Linked DNA regions of Homo sapiens: all the other regions are linked to region 2. Evidence: chromatin loops called from intact Hi-C (ENCODE). Cell type or tissue: HCT116. All regions are shown on one strand. Each heading gives the region's core, and the rest is flanking DNA. Links, peaks and the distances in the headings are about the cores only.

Region 1 (7,451 bases), core at 1,325-6,324, 1.1 Mb after region 2:
GAGGGCAGAGGTTGCAGTGAGCCAAGATCGCACCGCTGCACTCTAGCATGGGCAACAGAGTGAAACTCTGTCTCAAAAATAATAACAATAAATAAAATGCAGATATGAATGACAAGGTCCCAAATAGGGATATTATAAGGAAACACAAACCCAGGCTAAGGGCCGAGGTGCTCACCTGCTGGTCAGGTGAACAGGGACTTCCACGGAGTAGCTCCGTGGAGAGCCGAGCACTGTAAAGATATCCAGGAGGGAGAGGGTTGGAGAACAGAACTCAGTCTTTGAGATAGCATGACATGGGGGAGGCAGCAGGGTGTAAGGGTATTGGGTTTACATTCTGCAGGCAGAAAAACACGGGTTCAAATTCCGGCTTCTCCATGTATTGCTGACGACATAATTTACTTAACATCTCCTAAAGCTCAATTCCCTTTATGGAAAGAGGGGTAATTCAATCTACCTCACAGGATTCAAATGAGGTTTAAAACAAAACAATGCATTTCAGTGACAGGCATACAGTAGAGGCTAACTAGATAAATGGTTGATGAACGAAATGAATGCGAGAAATTACAATTGCGCCCCCTGGTGAGGTTTTGAAGCCTAGCACATTGGAGAATGACAAGCACATGGGAGATAGTGTCATTACAGGATGTGTCAATGTGTCATGGCCAATACTTACACACACACACACACACACACACACACACAGTCTACCTCTGCCAGATTCTCCTTGCTGCTACAGCAGCAAATAGAAATGACCATGTATTAGTCCTTTCTCCTTATTCTCACACATACACAAATGCAACCAAGAGAAAAATCTCCACATCTAAGTGTGTCCAAAAGTCATATCCAAGTTCTGTATTATCAAATATCTATTAGCAAACTCAACAAAAATAAACGATGGAGAAAAGATTCCCTATTCAATAAATGGTGCCGGGATGACTGGCTATACATAGGTAAAAGAATAAAACTGGACTCCTACCTATCACCACATACAAACAATAACTCAAGACGGATTAACGACTTAAATGTAAGACCTCAAGCTATAAGAATCCTAAAAGAAAGCTTAGGAAATACCCTTCTCAATATTGGCCTTGGCAAAGAATTTATGACTAAGTCCTCAAATGCAACTGCAACAAAAACAAAAATTGACAAGTGGGACCTAATTAAACTAAAGAGCTTCTGCACAGCAAGAGAAACCATCGAGGAAGTAAAGAGACAACCTACAGAATGGAAGAAAATATTCACAAACTATGCATCTAACAAATGTCTAAGACCCAAAATCGATATAAAAACTTAAATCAATAAGCAAAAAGCAAATAACCTCATTAAAAGTTGACAAAAGACATGGACAAACACTTCTAAAACGAAGACATACAACCAGCCAACAAACATATGACAAAATGCTCAACAACACTAATCATCAGAGAAATGCAAATCAAAACCACAATGAGATACCATCTCTCGCCTGTCAGAGTGACTTTTGTTAAAAAGTCAAAAAATAACAGGTGCTAGCAAGGCTATGGAGAAAAGGGAACACATATGCTGTTGGCAAGAATGCAAATTAGTCTAGCCACTGTAGAGAGCAGTTTGTAGATTTCTCAAAGAAGTTAGGCTGAACTACTATTTGTCCCAGCAATCCCATTACCAGATATATGCCCAAAGGAAAATAAATCATTCTACCAAAAGGATACATGCACCCATATGTTCACTGCAGCACTATTCACAATAGCAAAAACATGGAATCAACCCAGGTGCCCAACAACAGTGGACTGGATAAAGAAAATGTGGTATATATTCGCCATGGAATACTACACAGCCATAAAAAAGAACAAAATCAGCTGGGCGCGGTGGCTCCTGCCTGTAATCCCGCACTTTGGGAGGCCGAGGCAGGCGGATCACGAGGTCAGGAGATCGAGACCATCCTGGCTAACACGGTGAAACCCCATCTCTACTAAAAATACAAAAAATTAGCCAGGTGTGGTGGCGGGCGCCTGTAGTCCCAGCTACTCGGGAGGCTGAGGCAGGAGAATGGTGTGAACCTGGGAGGCGGAGCTTGCAGTGAGCCGAGATTGCACCACTGCACTCCAGCCTGGGGGACAGAGCGACACTCCGTCTCAAAAAAAAAAAAAAAAAAATCATGTCCTTTGCATCAACATAGATGCAGCTAGAGGCCATTATCCTAAGTGAAGTAACACAGAAACAGAAAACCAAATACCACATGTTCTCACTTATAAGTGGGAGCTAAACATTGCATATACATGGACATAAAAATGCCAACAACAGACACTGGGGAATATTAGAGGAGGGACTGAGGGAGGGGCGCAGGGGCTGAAAAACTACACATTGGGTACTATGGTCTCTACCTGGGTGATGGATTCAGTCATACCCCAAACCTCAGCATCACACAATATACCTTTGTAACAAACCTGCACAGGTACCCCCAATTCTAAAATAAAGGCTGAAACAGAAAAAAAAAAATATCTATTAGCAAACCAGATGGTGCTGTTGGTGCTGTTGTTGACTGCATGATCAAATAAATCTCTAACATAAAACAGCAGAGAACAGGTTAAAACCCCCTCAGAGGAAATGCTATTCTAAAAATAGTCTCTCTTTGGTCCCCATTCCCACCCCAGCAGCCCCCTGACACATGCACATACACACACACACCAATGTGTGTGCATGGAAAGCTCACCTTAACTGAAGTTTTAAAAACACCAGTTTGATCAAATCAATAAAGACATTTTTAAAATAGACTCTGAAAGAAAATGGCCCTAAGGATCTCGCTGGGGTGTTCTTTGGCGCAGCAGGCGATAAGCATGGTGACTGACATTTCCAGTCTTTCCTCCTCCCCTCTCATGCCACCAATCATGAACAGGCACTTTAAGTCTCCCATCACCTTGAGAAGGGGTCAGTCTCCTTTCCTCAAGCATGAGAGAAGATGGCAAAGCTCTCTCTACCATTCAGTTCCTTTATTGGTCCTGAAAAGTGAGTGACAGTGGCTTTTCTTCTCGGAAGCTTATCTCAGGGGTTAGAGCAGCATCATACCACACCCATTCTTAATCTCCTCTTCCTCAGGGTCCCTGCCCGGAAAAGGAAAGTGCCCCTCTCCACAGTCTGGAGCATAACCCTCCCACAGGGCCACCCTTCTTGGATGCCAGGCTGACACCTCCCCAGAGAGTGTCAGAGCACAATGTTCAGCCCAACACTTTAATGACACTGCTGTTTCCTGGCTCTCAGATTTGTCCGAAACTGCCTGGTATACCTCGGCTTACTGTGGGTCTCCTCTTCTGGAAGAGTGTACATTCTAGTTAATTCAGTAAATGCCCATGGTGCACCCAAACTTCCTAGACTCTGAGGGCATTTTAGGGAAATTTATATTAACAATTATTTTAAAGCTTCATAAATATATGGCACTTATGAATTTTCAAAAGTACTTTGATCTTCATTACTTTGCTTAAATCTGACACAATCCTATGAGGTAGAAAGGACTTGATATTATCATCCCTAAATAAAGAGATTAAAGATTAGAGAGTGGTTAGTCCAGGGTTATGCAAATAGTCTACTGCAAAGCCTGGGTGGTCTCTGGCAGGCAACAGTAAAGCCATATGCACATGAAACAGGTGTATGAAGAGGTGGGTGAGACTGAGACTGAGAGGGTGGATGGTGCAGGTCCTGTAAGTTTCCTTCTCACAGACTGACCAATCTGAGTTCTACAGGAAAGCCACCCACAGTTCCTCCTTGTTGAGACCCCCTAGATCTAGGAGTTGGGATTGTACCTCTTTGTGCACATTCCATTCTGCCTTGTACAAGAGTTGTGTCTATATGTGAGGGGCCACTGGCCATTTATGAGGTCCTGGAAGGCAGGGAGGGCTTGGCACAGTACCTGGCACATGATAGGTGCTCTCTAGTGTGTTTGAATTGACCGTCCTCCAGCTGTTCTGAAGGTTAAAACAGGACTTTGCTGTGCTGTGGCTCATTCTCACCCTCTAGTGGCCACTTTTAAGAATAACGGACCACAGATGGAGCTGAGCTTCCAAAGCCAATCAGGAGGCACTGCCATGCCTAGGCCACAGTCCACCTTCTGGTCAGGAGAAACTCAGTTATCAATGGAACTCTTTAAAAATACATGTGCATCTCGGGCCGGGCGCGGCGGCTCACGCCTGTAATCCCAGCACTTTGGGAGGCCGAGGCGAGTGGATCACGAGGTCAAGAGATCGAGACCATCCTGGCGAACATGGTGAAACCCCGTCTCAACTAAAAATACAAAAATTAGCTGGGCGTGGTGGTGCGCGCCTGTAATCCCAGCTACTCGGGAGGCTGAGGCACGAGAATCGCTTGAACCCGGGAGGCGGAGCTTGCAGCGAGCCGAGATTGCACCACTGCACTCCAGCCTGGCGGCAGAGCGAGACTGCATCTCAAAAAAAAAAAAAAACAAAACAAAAAAACGTGTGCATCTCTGCTAGCGAGGCGTCTGGCTCTAAAGCAAAAGTCAAATAAGGAAATCAGCCAACTGTTTATCAGGCACTGACTACGTGGCAAGTACCCTGCCAGGACACATGAGATACAGGAAACACAGTTGCTGACCGTAAAGGAGCCCACAATTTAATGTGAAGTAACACTCCACCGCCCAGGCATCCCAGCATGCTTCACATACAAAGAACAATGGAAGTTTTAGAACTCCAAGCAACATTTGATGCTGTGAACAAAGCAGAATTTCTCTGGAGGAGAAAGTTTGAAAAAACCAATGAGACACTTTTTTTTTTTTCATTATCATGGTTCAGATAACCAGAAAACCTTCCTGCTACAAAATACCTACAAGTTCCACATAAAATACAAAAAAGATAATAATAATGAAGTCCTGCTTAATGCATAGCTGAGCATATAAGAAAATGACATTAGACAAGGGCCAAGAATAGCAATTTAAAACATTAGTATAAAACACAATCAAAAATCAACAAGCAGATTTGGACTATAATGAAATGGTTTTTCTAAAAGCCAAAAATATGGTCACTGAAATTAAAAACTTGGTAAGTTTTAAACAGCAAACTAAACATGGGTGAAGAGCGAGTAACTAAATTGGAAATGATCTAAGGAGCTTAGCTACAATGTAGCTTGAGAGATAAAAAGATTAAAAATAAGGCAGGGCACAGTGGTACATATCAATAATCCCATCACTTTGGGAGGACAAGATGGGTAAATCGCTTGAGTCCAGGAGTTCGAGACCAGCCTGGGCAACATAGTGAAACCCCATCTCTACAAAAAATACAAAAATTAACCGGTCATGGCGGCTCACGCCTGTGGTCCCAGCTACTTAGGAGGCTGAGGTGGGAGGATCACTTGAGCCCAGGAGGTTGAGGCTGCAGCAAGCCATGATCACTCTACTGCATTTCAGCCTGGGCTATAGAGTGAGACCCTGTCTCAAACAAACAAACAAACAAAAAACAGATTAAAAATAAAATAAGAGAGTAAGAGACTTAGAAGAAAGAGCAAAAGGTCCTATGTACATGGAACCACAGATCAAAAGATAGAAAACAGAGAGAAAAGTGAGAAGGCAACATTAGAAAAGATAATAGCTATAAATTTTCTAGAATAGATGAAACACATAGAACTCGCCTTCAGGAAGCACATGCCCTAAGTAGGGTAAATAAAAATAAATCCACATTTCAACACATCATAAGAAATTGCAAAACATCAAAGAGAAATCTTTTTAAAAGACAGAAAACAGAAGACCAATCTATCCAAAATGTTGAGAGAAACAGCTAAATTATAACTCAAGAATGAGGGTAAAAAAAGGCATTTTCCAACAAAGAGTGTCCCACTAATAATTCTGACAAATAATTATGAAAAAAATGTGTGTTATGAAGAAAACTGAATCCATAACCAAGATTGACAATGCAAAATAAAATAGTGAACAAAGTCATTAGTAATAATCTGGGAAAATCTAAATGAGCACTGACAGGATAAAACAGTAATCGTAACTAATGTCAAGAATATAAAAGCAAGGTGGAACTATAATACTTAACATCAATAACATGTAAGATAGACAGAGTGGTCAGAGTTTAAGCTTTCAAAGCTTTCATATTGTTTAGGAAGAGGAGAGAAATACTGATTAAATTCAGATTTTGTCAACTATCCATGTCAATTTTAAAAGATGGCCACTAAAGTAAGAAAAATATAATGTGTGTAATTTTCAACCCTAAAAAGAGGATAAAAGTGAACATAAAAAATCTCAACTTTTGGTTAAACAGGATAGGTTGAACCACTGTTTTCTCTCTGCTGTCTTCTAACACCACTCTAAAAATAGTGAATTTAGCAAGATTGCAGAATAAAAGACCAATATATAAAAATCAATTGTATTCTTATATGCTTGCAATAAACAATCGTTAAGTTGGACTTCTAAAAAAATACTATTCACAATAGCATCATAAAATATAAAATATGTAGGGATACATCTGATAAAAGATATTTAAGACTTATACATTTAAAACAATAAAACATTGCTGAGACACTTTTAAAGACCAAAATAAATGGATAGATATATCTTGTTCATAAATCAAAAGACATAACACTGTTAAAATGTCAGCTGTCCCCAAATTGATCTATGGATTCAACACCATCCCAATTAAAGTCCCAGCATTTTTTGTAGAAATTGACAAGCTGATTCTTTAAAATTTATATAGAAATGCAAAGAACTCAGAACTGCCAAAACGATTTTGACAAAAAATAAAGTTGGAGAGCTGACACTACTAGATTTCAAGATTTATTATAAAGCTACAGTAATTAAGACAGTGTGGTATAGATGTCAAGATAGACAAATCAATGGAACAGAGTCTAGAAACAGACCCACATATATGGACAAATGACTTTTTCACAAAGGAGCAAAGGCAATTCAAAAGAGAAAGGACAGTCTTCAATTATGGTGCTAAAACACATGGATAGCACATGTAAAATAATGATATTACCTCACACCATCTTAAAAAATTAACTTACCAGGTGCAGTGTTTCAGGCCAGTAATGCCAGCGCTTTGGGAGGCTGAGGCAGAAGGATTGCTTTAGCTCAGGAGTTTGAGACCAGCCTAGACAACATAGCAAGACCTTGTCTCAAAAACTCAAAAACTTAGCCAGTCATTGTGTTGCACAGCTGCAATCCCAGGTACTCAGGAGGCTGAGGCAGGAGAATCACTTGAGCCCAGGAGGTCAAGGCTGCAGTGAGCCATAATTGCGCCACTGTACTCCAGCTTGGGTGACAGAATGAAAAAAAATAAAAAAAAAACCCACCTAAAACTATAAAACTTTTAGAAGACAACACAAGAGAAAAACTTTTGTGGCTGGGAGTGGTGGCTCACACCTGTAATCCCAGCACTTTGGGAGGCAAAGGGAAGCAGATCACTTGAGGTCAGGAGTTCAAGACCAGCCTGGCCAACATAGTGAAACCCGTTTCTACTAAACATACA
Region 2 (7,451 bases), core at 1,004-6,003:
GTCAGGAAACTGAAAAAAAAAAAAAAAAAAAAAGAAAGAGCTATATAAAAATCCTACCATCCTTTCCACACCCAGAGCCAATGGGTGTGGAAATACCCTGGTGGAGTCCCAGGGCCCCTAGTGCCACCCCTGCTCCTGAGGATCAAGAAAGACAAGGCTTGCTGGGTGCCGTGGCTCATGCCTGTAATCCCAGCACTTTGGGAGGCTGAGGCAGGAGGATCACTTGAGGCTAGGAGTTCAAGACCAGTCTGGGCAACATTGTGAGACCCCTGTCTCCAAACAAAATTTTTAAAAAATTAGCTGGGCATGGCAGGACTCACCCTTTAGTCCCAGCTACTCAGAAGGCTGAGGTGGGAGGATTGCTTAAGCTCTGGAGGTCGAGGCTGCAGTGAGCCATGATCACACCACTGCACTCCAGCCTTGGTGACAGAGCGAGACCCTGCCTCAAATAAAATAAAATAAAATAAAGTAAAATAAAATAAAATAAAGTAAAATAAAATAAAATAAATAAAATATTTTTTAAAAAGAAAGACAAGGCCTGAAAGGTGTCCATCCGATTTAGCTTCTGGGAGGTCTTTCAGTTCAGTGTAGGTGGAAAAGGAGGCCAGAGGTGGAAAGCAAAGCCAGCAGGGCACACAGCTCTTCTGAGAAGATGAGGTGCCCCGGGGGTGGGGATGAGGACCCGGGGGAAGAATATCTGGTGTCCTGGATAAGCCCAGCCGGACGGATGCACACATTGGGGGTGCACTCAATCCAGGAAGAGCTTTATCACTCGTTTGGGGGCAAATCGACTTCTTAAAAAAGTTAGTAGACACTTTGGGAGGCTGAGGCAGGCGGATCACGAGGTCAGGAGATCGAGACCATCCTGGCTAACACGGTGAAACCCCGTCTCTACTAAAAATACAAAAAATTAGCCGGACGTGGTGGCGGACGCCTGTAGTCCCAGCTACTCCGGAGGCTGAGGTAGGAGAATGGCGTGAACCTGGGAGGCGGAGCTTGCAGTGAGCCGAGATCGCGCCACCGCACTCCAGCCTGCAGCCTGGGCAACAGAGCGAGACTCCGTCTCAAAAAAAAAAAAAAAAAAAAAAAAAAACAGTTAGTAGAATCCACTCGACCTAACTTAAAATAGGTCAATGTAATGTAGGTTTTCAACAAGCTTCCAGTTGTGTTTACGTATTTCTGGTTGGCAACTTTTTATCGAGTGTGTCTGGAATTTTTGTTGAAACCACCTGGCAGCTCCCCGGGGGCTCTGTGGCCTCCTCTCTCTGGCCTATGAATAGTCTAGTGACTCCAGCCATGGTCATGGTAGGTGTGCTGTGGACACTGGTAGTGTCTGATCTTCTTTCCTGCAAAGTGTGTATATGGAGACCCAAAGCTGAAGGTTACAGGTGGCAGATGCTATAATAGCTTTATACCCAGTGGTGATGTAACACAGAAGATGCATAAGAAGATCAAAGAAGGTTTCTCCAAGGAGTGGGTATTGGAGTCGACAGTGGTTAAGAGCATGCCATGGGCTTGACTCCTGGCTCGGACACTTGTTAGCTGTATGACCTTGGCAAGTGACTCAGCTTCTTTGTGCCTTAGGTTCTATGTCTATGAAATGGGTACAATGCTAGTGTTTACTTCATAGGGTTGTGAAGATTAAATAAAAGTAGATGTGAAGCATTGAGACTAGTGCCTGGTAGGCAGTAAGCACTCATTTAATGCTAAGTGTTATTAGCTGTTATTTGAGTTGGGTCCTCAAGGATGAGGAGGCTTGGCATGGAGAACAGGAAGGAATCATGACTGTCTGGTGTGGCTAAGGGGTAGGGTGCGTGTGTAGGTGTAGGAATGGTGGGAGATACTCTTGTTAAGAAACACAGTGATGAGAAATCATGAAGAGCCTGTGCGTTACGCTAGGGAGGTTCGTCTTTGCCCTGTAAGCCACGGGTACCTTCTGAGGAGCCTCACAAAGGGGCAGCCCAGCTGCAGTTCTCTCCTGCCTCCACAGGGAGACTCTTCTGGTTGTTAGAAGCCAAAACTTAGTTCTTTCATTATCCAAAAGGGAGAATCCTGAGGACAGGAAAGGAGGTGAAAAGAGAATTGCTTCTTTAATTTGTGAAAGCTTTAATTTGTGAAAGCTTTATCCTGTCTCTAGTTAAGATTTGCTGAGTCAGAATGGGGACCTGCAGGTGACAGAAAAGAATATGGTTAATGTCCATAACAACATGCCCTGGCATCTGGAGACATTGCGGGGTGAGGGCAGAGTTCTCAAAGCCTTCGTTTCCACTCTGCTTTGCAGAGCCTTGGAGAATCTGCCAATTCTGGCCAGGTGCAGTGTGGCTCATGCCTGTAATCCCAGCACTTTGAGAAGCTGAGGCGGGTGGATCGCTTGAGTACAGGAGTTCGAGACCCACCTGGGCAACATGGTGAAACCCTGTCTCTACCAAAAATACAAAAATTAGCCTGGCATGGTGGTGTGTGCCTGTAGTCCCAGCTACTTGGGAGGCTGAGGTGGGAAGATCCTTGGGCCTGGAAGGCAGAGGTTGCAGTGAGCCAAGATGGTGCCACTGCAGCCTGGGCACTAGAGCCAGATCTTATCTTAAAAACACAAAACAAACAAACAAAAAATAAATAGAGAGAATCTGCTAATTCTTCTTCCTCTGTGGGTCAGCCCAAATTATTTCTGGCTTTTAAAACATTTCAGTCCACCATGGACGATTTGGAGAGGAGGGTACCTCTGCTCTCCTACATCTGAAGACAATTTCCAACATTAGAGATTCATTCCTTTGACTAAACCCTCAGTGGAAACAAGCTAGCAGTGAAAAGAACAGGGAATCCAGAATCAGGAAACAAGAAGTCCTGACTTCTCCACTTTGGAGCTGTGAGTCACTCACAGCCTCTCGGACCCTTAGTACTGCCCTTTGAAAAAAACTGGGATTCCCCAAAAGCTGTGAAGAGGATGAGAGGAGATCCCATGTGTAATAGCTCTGAACAGACTTTGTAAGCTGTGTCCCAGGAAGCTGAGTTTCATGCACTGAAGAAACAGGAATTTGGATATCAAGGAAGTGGGGGAGGGGGTAGTTCTGGGGCCTGGAGCACTTAAGGGGAGGCGGTTGTGAAGGGTGGGGACCAGTCCAAGGAGGATCGTGAGGGCCCTTTGTGAGAGAGAGGTGGCAGCAGGGGCTTGTCGACAAGCTACAGGATTGGGTAGGGGTTGGGGGGATGCGGAAACGTTAGGTCTTGTCAACGTGACATTAGCGTCTTGGTGAGACAGGAGGTTCTCTTGAGGGGAATCTCTCCACAGCTGGAGCAGAGGAAGGTGGGAAGCGTATGACCGTCCTGTGCATTCCCCTTTCTGACCACAAGGTGTCGCCACTGCAGCGGAAACATTAGTTTTCTCCGGATATCAGAAATTACTAGTCCCTTTCCGAAGGAAAAGGGGCTTGGGAGCCCCAACTCGGAATCAAAGAAGGTCCTGTGGCACAAGACCTGCACTGGTTCATCCCAGCAGCTTCCAGTGCACACGGTTTGCATCAGGGAACTGGGGGAGGATAGCGCTGACTCATTGGACTAGGAAACCCCATGTTCCCCACCCTAAACAAGGCCTAGAGCTCAAAGCTGGACTCTGACAACTAAAAAAGTCCTGACTGTCTGCAGTGTGCTGCCTACACTAAATCCAGAGTCCGAGCTTCACACTCTTAAGTGGTGGGGATCTGTTATGAGCTCTAGACCTCCTAAGTATGCCCAGGGCCATAGAGCATTTCCTAAAGTGTGTTCCTTCAAGATGCCTCTTAAAAATAACAAATCCGATTCATTTAGCAAATGAGAGCATGAATACCACACCCCGCTGTCAGAAGTTCCCAGTGCTCAACAGCATTGTAGGAGCTCTGAAAGTGCTGCCCTTAGAAAGATTACTTAATCCTAACTCAGTGATTCCTAAACTTGCTTTTTTAGGGACTCCTTCTCCATGCCGCATGTTAATATCACATGTAAACAATGTTCCAGAAAACATACTGAGGCGTGGAATTCTAGGATAGAAGGGGACACATTTTATGAAGAATGAGCATCCAGAGAGTAGTGTCCTGGGGGTCAAGGGAAGAATTTGAAGAAAGTACAAGTGAAAAGACTGAAAGAAAATAGCACCAAATCAAAGTGTTATTTATAGGTGATGGAATTATGAATGATTTTTATTTGTTCTCTCTTCTTTAAAGAGGCATTCCTTGGCCCTTTGGATGAGATTAAAACCCCTTGCCATAAGCTCAGATAGTACCTCCATCTTGAACTGTAACCATCATTGTTTCATGTCTGTCTTCTTTGGGAGACTGGAAACACCAAGAGGACAGGGACCCTCCTCATCTCGTTTATAGCTGTGATCAGCAGCTAAAGATTTTCTGTATTGAATTGAATTGAAATAATAGTTTTATATCATTTATAAATTATTATAAGGAGCATACATTGCTTTTATCATACAAAATTTTATTTTTATACATATTTTTTTCGAGATGGAATCTCGCTTTGTTACTCAGGCTGGAGTGCAGTGGTGCGATCTCAGCTCACTGTAACCTCCACCACCCAGGTTCAAGCGATTCTTTTGCCTCAGCCTCCCAAGTACCTGGGACTAGAGGCGCACACCACCATGCCCGGCTAATTTTTATATTTGTAGTAGAGACGGGGTTTCACTGTGTTAGTCAGGCTGGTCTCGAACTCCTGACCTCAAGTGATCTGCCCGCCTTGGCCTCCCAAGGTGCTGGGATTACAGGCGTGAGCCAATGTACCCGGCCACAAATTTTTAAAAGAAAATTATCAATGGCTCCAGGGAGTTCTAGACCTGAAACAGGATTTTTGTTCCTGTTTTATAATTTCTTAATTTTGTGACCTTGAGCAGTTCACTTAACTTCTTTAAGCCTCCAGTTAACTCCATGAATTGGAGATTGAAATATTGAGGATTGCTGGAAGGATGAAAGGACATCACATTTGAGGATGTGTACTGAGCAGCACATCCGGAGAAGGAAAATCTTGAGATGCAATCTTGCAGGAAAGTGACGGTGGGGCGGAGAGAGGACAACTCCCCTGGTTTTGCCCCTAGCACCAAGTGGCAAGAGGCAAAGCTGGTATGATTGACAGGGCCAGATCTGTGACCTGAAGCTTGGACTTGTTACTGAGGATTACGTCTAGTGGTTGCTGGGCAGCCCCTGAAATGTCTGAACAGAGCAGTGACAGGATCGTATTTACAATTTAGAGCGTCTCTTAGGGATGGCGTGTAACCACCTGGTGGCAGCAGGGATCAGGCAAGGCTGGCTCTGCAGCAAAATTAGAGGAGGTAGGTCTCCAGCTCCTCTCAAAATAGCAGTTATAACAAAGCATCTTGGATGGCAGGACATATACATATGCCCAAGCACAAAGCTCTTGCTTTCAAGATGAAGAAATTCATAGGATGATAGATTGAGGGGAAAGGTCTTCCATGAGATATTCTGGTCCGTTCTCTTCGATTCAGGAGGATCAGGTGTTTTCACTCCTGCTTTCCGAAGGAAGCCTACAGCTCAAAGAAGTTAAATGGCTTGCTCAAGTGGCGGCAGATGTAGAGGAAGAGTCTAGACAGTCTGCCTCCGTCCCACCCCAACAGCACACACATTCACCACCCCCCATACCACACACACTACACATGCAACACACACCACACATCACACACCACACACATTACACCCACCACACACCACACATCACACACTGCACACCACACATACTACACACGCCACACACACCACACACAGTACACACCACACACACCACATGCAGCACACACACTACACACACCACACACACCACACACCACACACACACCACACACATTACACACTCACCACACACACTACAAACGCTGCCACATACACACCACACCACACGCACCACACTACACATGCCACACACACCACACACACGCCATACACACACCACACACACCACATACATCACACACTACACACACACTACACACACCACACACCCACCACACACCAGACACATCACACACTCACCGTACCACACACACTACACACACCACACACATCACACACTCACCACACACACTACACACACCACATACACACATACCACACATATGCCACACACACCACATACCATACACACACTACTCTCACAGAGCACAGCACACACACGCTGCACATCACTGACACACCACACACCACACACACTGACACACCACACACACTGACACACCACACACACCACATAACACACAGACACACACACACACATACACCCCACACACCTCTCTCATGGCAGAAATCCAGAGATCAGAGTTTTTGATTTCCAAAGGCTTCTTTCATATGAGTCTAAGCTAAGAGATTTGGTTTCTGAAGATCATAAAAGTAATAATATCTTCTGATTAGAAAGCATTTTCATGTAATACATAATGTGCATTATGTTTCCTGAGCACTTACTACATATCAGGCATTCTGTTGTGGGCTTATATTTATTATTAGTACCTCATTTTATGCTTGCAAGTACCCTGTGAGGCAGGTACTATTATTTCTGATTTTAGATGAGGAAATGGAGGTTGAATGAAGCTGAGTTACTTGCTAAAGACAAATTAATAAGTGGCAGAGCCAGGTGTCAAACCCAGGGTGCCTGACTGAATTCTGAGCACTTCACATTGTGGGCCCTGCCTGGTTTAAGCGTCCTGCAGCCCTGGAGGTGGACATGGGGCTCCGGCCTGAAGAAGCTCAGTGGCAGAGGTTGTGCTTCCCAAGGAGTCCAGACCTCCCATTCCTGGCTGTCTCCACTCCACTGTAGTGCCTCTCTTCACCCTGACTCTTCTTCCCCTGCAGCCTCAGGTCAGCCTGTCTCCCTGAAGAATATCTCCACAGACACATCGGGTTACTACATCTGTACCTCCAGCAATGAGGAGGGGACGCAGTTCTGCAACATCACGGTGGCCGTCAGATCTCGTAAGAGCAGCCTGCGGGGGGAGGGCTGACAAACGCCACAGGATAACTGGTGGGGGTCCAGAAAGTCAGCTGAGACCACCGTGAGGAGGAATAGGGGAACCTCTCTAGGGCCACGCACCTGCAGGTTAGCTGTGGTGACCTAGGCAGGATGACTCTGTCCCAGGCTCCCCTCACTCTGAGGCCAGTCCAGTTCCACTGGTGTTTGGAAGTGGAACCTAGGACTGACTTCTAGGACTCAGAGGCTTTGTCAGTCCCACCTGCCTAGGAACCACTCGGTGGGCGTGGAGGAAGTGCCCAGGGCAGCTGCCGCAGAGTCTGGACCACATCCTTCTGGGGTGAGACACCAAATCTAGCTTAAAGAGCTGGCTGGGCTGACATCTGAGGACTTTTGCAGAGCCAGGGTAGCCCGGAAAGTGTTAAGATGTGAAGTGGACCATATGTCTCTGTCTGCACCTCCATCCTGAAGAATATTCCTGGGCCATGGCTGGTCACATTCCTCCA
Region 3 (7,451 bases), core at 1,325-6,324, 580 kb after region 2:
TCAGTTGAGCACGAATGGAAGACAGTATGATGTACAGCAAAGGACACTGGCTTTGGCATCTGGTAGGTTCAAATGCTGAACCACATTTATTACACTACCTGGGGCAATCAGGCTAACTTCCTCCACACAGTTCCCAGCACACAGTAAGCACTCATATTTGTTTCATAAGTGAATTTCTTCTTTATTTCTATCATTTCTGCATTATGAAAAAAGTTTTCTCTTGGCTTGTAAGATAGTCAAATTATACCTGAATATAAAAACCAAGGGCAGAGTAAGTGTCTGCAATAAGGAGTTTTGTATTCTTTCTTTTTTTTTTTTTTTTTTTTTTTAGCATTCCTGAAAACTGCCTTCCTGACATTAGAAGTTCTATCTAAAATCTGACTTATGGATTTGACCACACACCCCTAAGCCCATAAATTCAGTAATTGCCTGTGGTGAAGGACCCTACTTTTCCCTGTGGCCTCTATTCTCTGGACCATGTCAGCCATCCTCTCCATGGAGGACCGGACTGTGTTCAGTCCTATGAAGGCAAACACAGGATAAGGAAAGGTTTAGGAAAGGCCAAGGAGTATAGTTCCAGGAAAGTAAAAGCGTGGGAGTGCGAGTTCTGAGCTTCTCCAAAGCTAATTGAAAGGACCTAAAAGAAGAGTTCTAGAAAGAAAATGAAGACCTGACTTTTTTCTTTCCCTGTTAGCAATATAAATGGGAGTTTTTATTCCTATATTTTTAAAGAGAATTGCTGAGAATGGCATGTTTTTCCTTCTCTGGCTCCTCAATTACTGTCTGTTCCACAAAATAGATAAAAAGAAAAAGAATGAAGGAGAAATCTCATCCCCAAAATAATTTTAGTACAAGTTCTAAATGGAACCCAGGGCCCTGGAGTGATGCTGATGCTGGCGGCTGATTCTGGACTATCCTGGTTTTGTGCTGTGGGAGAGCCCAGAAAGTGTGTACCAGGATGGGGGATTCTCTCAGTTTTGTAAAAATTGTTATGAATGAGTTTCCCACCCTTGATAACAATTTTTTAGGCTTTTCGGGCCTTTCTAAATTCTCCAAAAATAATTTTAAAAAAGGAAGATGTGTCCCTGTTATTGCCTTTAAGCTAAATAAAATTTATCTGGATAAAAAAATTATTTTAAACAAAGTTAGTGAACAGTAATTTCGGTTGTAATTGACCCATTCTTTCATTTAAACTGACTCAATTTTAATGCTCCTTTGGTTCAAGGTGGCTGGCTGTAGCAAAAAGGAAGCCACAAGAATTCATTCCTTTTAACTGTGTTACCTTTTAACACTCAGGTGGCCCAGAGAGTTTGGAATTTCCTTGTTGGCATTACAGCTCCCGATGGCTGCATTAACAACAACAACCAAAGTCACTTTTTCCACATGAAGTGGGAATACCTAATTGTATAGGAATATCTGGTTATCAGTGATATTCACAGAATCTTCAAAGAAAGGAAATGAGAAGGTGTGTTATTTGGCAAAGATGACATCAACATTCTCCACAGTGCTACGGTGTTAAAAAGTGGCAGCTATTTCCGTGAATTCTTTCACATTGGGTTTGATCATTATTCTGACAGAAATGGATGTTTTGGGAAGGTTGTCGCTAAGCTCTCACTGTCATTGAGAGTTGAGAAATCTTCAAAACTGGGGAAGATGGCTCATATTAGTATTTGTCTCACTTCATTTACTTATCCATTTATTCATTCTGGAAAATGTTATTGAATACTCTTTTTTCCCCTTCTGTTTCTACAGATGTATTAAAAAATGGTCTCTAGGAAAGATTTGGACTCCAGGGTTCTCCTTTTCCTCCTCCTTTCCTCTTCCTTCACTCTCCCTATATGAGGTTGATCTCATACTAAGAAAAGTAAAAAGCCAGGAAGGCAAAGCTCTGGTCTTCCACTGGAAACATCTTCACCTGTCTTTCCACGGTAGGGCCTTAAGCACAGCCTGTCTACACTAGCACAAGACAGAGGCACCTATAAAAGCTGGCTCTGGGGACTCATTCTCAGCTCTGATCTAGCATTTATCACAACCCCTGGTTCTCTTTGTTCTGAGATATTTAGCTGAATTTCACATAGTGGTGATGATTGGCACACAATCATATAGCATATAGCAAAGTCTCATTTGTCTGGCACTGTCATATTATCAGGATGTTGAGGAAACTTACATTTATACAGTTAAGAAAATACTTCTTTTACAATTTCTTTACTTTTTCACTTTGTTTTGATTAAAATATTTCTAAAATTGATTAAGCTCTTGTCTCATTTCTTAAACAGTGTGCAACGAACATAACTTAACCTTTTTTATTGCTTATTCTGATCATTAAGCACCTTAATTACTGCTCAAATGCTATAATGCAGTTTTAATGACTCCTCCCTGTGTTGTTCATTATTATAGCTCTTGTCACTGAATCTGCAGCCAGCAGTATTTCCCTTCTCACTTGTGGTTCTGGCCTGTCAAACCAGACAACCCATGGTTAGAATTATCTGTAAAGTAAGGGCCAATAAATACTGAGTGGTGGCGGGTGCCTGTAGTCCCAGCTACTCGGGAGGCTGAGGCAGGAGAATGGCGTGAACCCGGGAGGCGGAGCTTGCAGTGAGCGGAGCTGAGATCACGCCACTGCACTCCAGCCTGGGCAACAGAGAGACTCCGTCTCAAAAAAAAAAGACTTGGAAAACTAACACTTTACAATCTTTGGTGGTGTGACTATGTACTTTTCCTGCTAATCTATAGGCTTCACAAGATCAAGTACTTTGTCCTTTACCTATCTAAACCCCAGCAGTGCCTGGTGCTCCTGGGCTCTCTCACCTTCTTGATCTTCTAAACTCTGCCAGTCTTCAGTCCTTAATTAGCATAACCATTTCCAAGCTGGGGATCCTAAATCTTAAATTTGCAAAGGGCTGGGATCAGCTTCCCTCACTTTTACTTCTCAATTCACTCTCTAGTATCCTCATCCAATTTCATGCTTAAGCAATTTGCTTCTGTGTGAATGAACCCTAAATAAATATCTCTACACAAACCATTTAAATTAATCCCTATGCATTTCCTTTGTCAAGTCAGTGATCATTGCTTACATCTGTAAAAAGAAAAAAAAAGTTGATTATTTCTTTTATTCTTAGGTTGAAATGTAAGCAAATCTTCTAGGAAGGAGATGTCGATTTTAGTACGAGCCTTTTAAGTAATTTCCTGCCTTCCTTTACACTAACTATTAATGTCTTGGACCCTCAGTTTTCTTGGCTGTAAAATATGGGGGTTGAACTAAATAATTTCTTCAGCAATGCCAAGCTTTAAGATGCTATAATATTTTATTGATTACAGGAATTTAACCTCATTTAATTGGCTCAAAGAACTACTATCAGAATTTCTTTAAAATAATATTGTTTTATTTGTCGTATTTTTCAGACTTTTTTTGCTCTTTACATTGGATATTTTTAGTGATAAAATATTTTACACATGCAAAAAAGTAAAGAGAATCATACAACAGACACTTGTATCATGTATGATAATGTACCTGGCACACAGTAGGTGAATAATAAGTACTCTTGAAAGAATGATCTGGACCATCAGAGATAACTACAGTTGCTATAAAATAGCTGTGATTTTCCCAGAATGGCCAGCAGAGGGCGGACTTGCACATTGACAAAACTGACCCTTGGTTTAGGTAAATTACCTTGGTGTCTTAGCTCCCCTGGTACAAATTAATTATTGTGAAATTGTTTAGCACATAGCCAACAGCTGATCTATCTACCCCTTGTTAACCACATTAAATGAACACAACTACTGTTCACAGATTGTTCAGAGACTTCAAAGTCAGTGCATTGTCAAATAACAGTTTGGAAAATTTGCAGTATTTAAACCGCCTATCTAGATCACTCTAAATCTCCCCAAATCTTCTTTGCCAGTTGTAGCTATATTTCTAAACCTTGTCATTAGGAGTAGCAGAGTGATGGTCTGAATTAATTATCAAAGTTGCTGAATATTTTGTTTCACTAGTTAAGTATTGTAATCTCACTCTCGATCTGTTAACAAAATATATATAACCCCCTCACCCCCCCGCCACACACATGCATATCCATTCTTTATGCCCAGAGGAAGCCACTGTTAACGGTTACTTGAATCTTTTTTGAAATTGCATATGCACATATAACCATAGATATATAGGTTTTTTTTTTTTTAACCATAAATGGGATCACAAATGCCTGGAGTCCTATAATGTAATTTTTTTTAATAACCATGTAATCATCTACAATATATCTGTGTTAACTAGTAGAGATCTTGGCAGAGAGCAAACGACCTGAATATTTCTGATCTGATTACTGGGAATCCATTTGGCCCAGCCAACACACTTAATCCTTTGTTGTCTCTTGTGTGTAGATAAGGTGTTTTCAGTGGGAAGCCATAAAAATAACCCCTGAATCTTGGTTATCCTATACTTTGTGCCTCTCCATGCAGGTGGAGGATTACCACAACAACAAGATGCAGCTGTAAGAAAATAGGCTTGCTTTGCAGTGTGGCTGAGCACCACAGCCAGATCAGAGCCAGAATTTCCAATGCCAGTCATGAGGATTCTGTTTCCCATAAATCCCTCTAAATTTTATATTTCTCACTGTGGAAATATTTGCCTTTGAATTTCTCAATCTCTATTTAAGGAAAATAAATGGAAAATAATTGTTTAGATTCAAGAAATGCAAAGGTTACTTTAGCTTTTGCATTGCATTTGTGCAGTCTAACAGTAAACCCATTTTATAACTAGAATTTATATATAGTACCATGTTCAACTTCTTTTACTACTGGTCCTTCTGTGTCAGAGATCCATAATCCGTGGGCCATGGACTGGTACTGGTCTGTGGCCTGTTAGGAACTGGGCTGCACAGCAGGAGGTGAGCGGTGGACTAGCAAGCAAAGCTTCATCTGTATTTGCAGCCACTGCCCATTGCTTGCATTACTGCCTGAGTTTTGCCTCCTGTCAGATCAGTGGTGGCATTGGATTCTCACAGGAGTGCAAACGCTATTGTGGACTGCACATGTGAAGGATCTAGGTTGCATGCTCCTTATGAGAATCTAATATCTAATGATCTGTTACTGTCTCCTATCCCTTGAGATGGGACCATCTAGTTTCAGGAAAACAAGCTCAGGGCTCCCACTGATTCTACATGATGGTGAATTGGATAATCATTTCATTATATATTACAATGTAATAATAATAGAAATAGAGTGCACAATAAGTGTAATGCATTTGAATCTTCCCCAAATCATCCCCACCCCACCCCACTCTGTGGAAAAATTGTCTTCCACAAAACTCTTCCCTGGTGCCAAAAAGATTGGAGACCACTGCTCTATGTTACACCAACATTAACTGATACTAACAGAAATCTTATTTACCATAGTAAACACATGAAGTTATTTTATATACATTTTCACAGAGCAAGTTCATTTTGGTAATACCCAAATCCATACAGCATACTATGTTTTTTCTATCATTATCATCATGGACTCTCAAAATTGGAAAATGAGTCCATCTGGTCCAATTTTACATCATATATTAGCAGAGACTTGCTATGCAAAATTAACCCACAGACCGGCAGTAGCAGCAGCAGCAGCACCAGAGAACTTAGGCAAAGGCAAATTCAATTCAGAGGACCCACTCCACACATGTTGAATTGGAATTTTGGGGAGTTGGAACTAATAATCTGATTTAACAAGGACTTTGGGTGATTCTTGCCATACTAAAGTTTGAGAACCATTGATCTATAAACTCCTCATTAATGATCATTAGTTTCTGCTTAAATATTTCCTTAATTAGGAAATCTACTACTTCACAAGGCAGACCGTTTCATTTTAGATCATTACTTCTTGTTGGAAATCCCTTCTTATTTAGATCCAAGTCGACCTTCCTGGAGCCTCTATCCACTACTTGTTTTGCTCAACAAGAACACACATCGTGTTGACTCCATCTTTTATATGATGGTGAGTTGTGGTCAAACACAGCTATCCTGCTCCTCTTCCTCCCTCCGTGAGTGTCCTCCTCCCCCAGTGAATGTCCCTCTCAGGTTAAATAACTTTAGTGGTTTTTAAATGTTCACCAAGCTGCATTTATCTCTTTAATATTCTTATTGTTCTCCTTTAATGAAGTTCCCTTTTGTCACCATTCCTTCAAAGTGAAACACTTCAAAGAGTACAATAAAAAATAAATAAATAAATTTTTAAAAATAAATTTAAAATGAGAACAGAACATAATCCTTTAAGTGTAGTCTGACAACACTTAGAGGGGGGTAAAACAGATAGATACCTTTGTTGAAAAGTAAGTGCTATTTTTGGTTTGGGCTTGGACATTCTGATTCTAACAGGCTTTTTCCTTTATAAAACTGAAATCTCTACAGAAGTCAGGTTTTCTTCTAAAAGGGGTTATTTATTTGGGTTAGTGACTTATTGTTTGACATTGTCAAGATAATTTTAAATTTGTTTTACTTAACCACAGACTGTTATAAAGGAGAGGCATTTCCTTTGCTTTGCATAAATCATCCCTCCACCATTAGGATTCCCCAAGATAGGAAAGTTACATACCTAGGTAAATGAGGGTCAGTCTGATGACCACTGCAGCCCATAACTGTGCCAGAGACAGATGACCTTTGCTTCCCCTCAGCCTCACCACAATGTTCCATTGGCCAGTGCAAGAGAAACCAGGATGCTTCCTCATACTGCACATCTTTATCTGAGAACCAAAGGACAAATATGGGTGTCACATGCCAGCTCCTTCTACCTCCTTCTGAAACCAGAGGACTGGATTGGAACCAACAGAGATCATGCTGTTTACTTCACAGATTTCAAGAAAAGTGAATTCTGAGTAATCATTTTTTTTTAGATCTTCCTATGTGTAAAAATCTTTGGTGAGATTTACCATCTCATTTAAAGTTCTTTCACAATTTTTGTGAAAATTGAGTGATGTGTAATAAATAAGTTATTTTTTTTCTTTATAGCTGATGCTTGACCTTTTTTCCCTTGGTAATATAGCTTACGAAGCAGATATATATGCCAATACACCCTTGATTTTAAGTCTTTCAAATAGAAGAACATAGGGATAAACTGACACATGAGAGATGGATAAATGTACGGACACATACATGTTCAACAGTTGTTGTTTTGGGGATTATGCCACAGAGTCATCAAATGCTGTCTAACACTAAATTAGATTTTCCTGTGAGGTTGTAAGCAACCTGTTGTGGGAAGTAATCAAGCAGGGACTAGATATCCATCTATCAGAAAAAATGAATTTCTAGAGAGATATGGCATAGCCTTTCCAAATTTAAGGTTCCATGAGTGTAGAGAAATGAGGATAATGACTGTTAATGGTTAGTGTTTACCTTAGGAAAGCCACCAATCTAAGTATTCTATCTGCACTAACTCATTTAATCCAGAAAGAGATGGCTCCGAAAAGGGAATTTTAACAATAC

Evidence for each region. Peaks named below come from ENCODE experiments on the same cell type or tissue, not always from the same donor. Only the 100,000 strongest peaks of a DNase experiment are listed, where the experiment ranks them.
Region 1: it touches region 2 in a loop (9-fold over the local background); 19 of 110 quality-filtered maps call a loop at or near these places.
Region 3: a loop joins it to region 2, with 5 times the contacts of the local background. A loop is called at or near these places in 5 of 110 quality-filtered maps.

Annotation. Positions count from the first base shown.
Region 1 is chr1:165,921,407-165,928,857 of GRCh38, reverse strand. No RefSeq gene overlaps it. Among named protein-coding and RNA genes, the nearest start is that of MIR3658, 17 kb to the right of the region's middle. RefSeq lists a silencer at 476-585. In HCT116, for the core only: a CTCF peak has its summit at 3,955 (motif pointing left); a DNase peak (open chromatin) is centred at 3,977.
Region 2 is chr1:167,055,229-167,062,679 of GRCh38, reverse strand. It overlaps GPA33 (glycoprotein A33), which reads left to right. Exons shown (of 7, transcript NM_005814.3): 5 at 6,831-6,950. It overlaps GPA33-AS1 (GPA33 antisense RNA 1), which reads right to left. Exons shown (of 6, transcript XR_922249.3): 2 at 4,253-4,373; 3 at 1,934-2,052; 4 at 1-9. Among named protein-coding and RNA genes, the nearest start is that of GPA33-AS1, 6.3 kb to the right of the region's middle. RefSeq lists an enhancer at 5,353-5,472. In HCT116, for the core only: CTCF peaks have their summits at 1,978, 3,355 (motif pointing right) and 5,246 (motif pointing right); DNase peaks (open chromatin) are centred at 3,339 and 5,219; H3K4me3 peaks cover 1,020 bases; H3K27ac peaks cover 585 bases.
Region 3 is chr1:166,475,397-166,482,847 of GRCh38, reverse strand. It overlaps LINC01675 (long intergenic non-protein coding RNA 1675), which reads left to right. Exons shown (of 3, transcript NR_146890.1): 2 at 5,879-5,967; 3 at 6,644-7,076. It also overlaps the pseudogene FMO7P. Among named protein-coding and RNA genes, the nearest start is that of LINC01675, 11 kb to the left of the region's middle. In HCT116, for the core only: a CTCF peak has its summit at 3,615 (motif pointing right); a DNase peak (open chromatin) is centred at 3,607; H3K27me3 peaks cover 287 bases.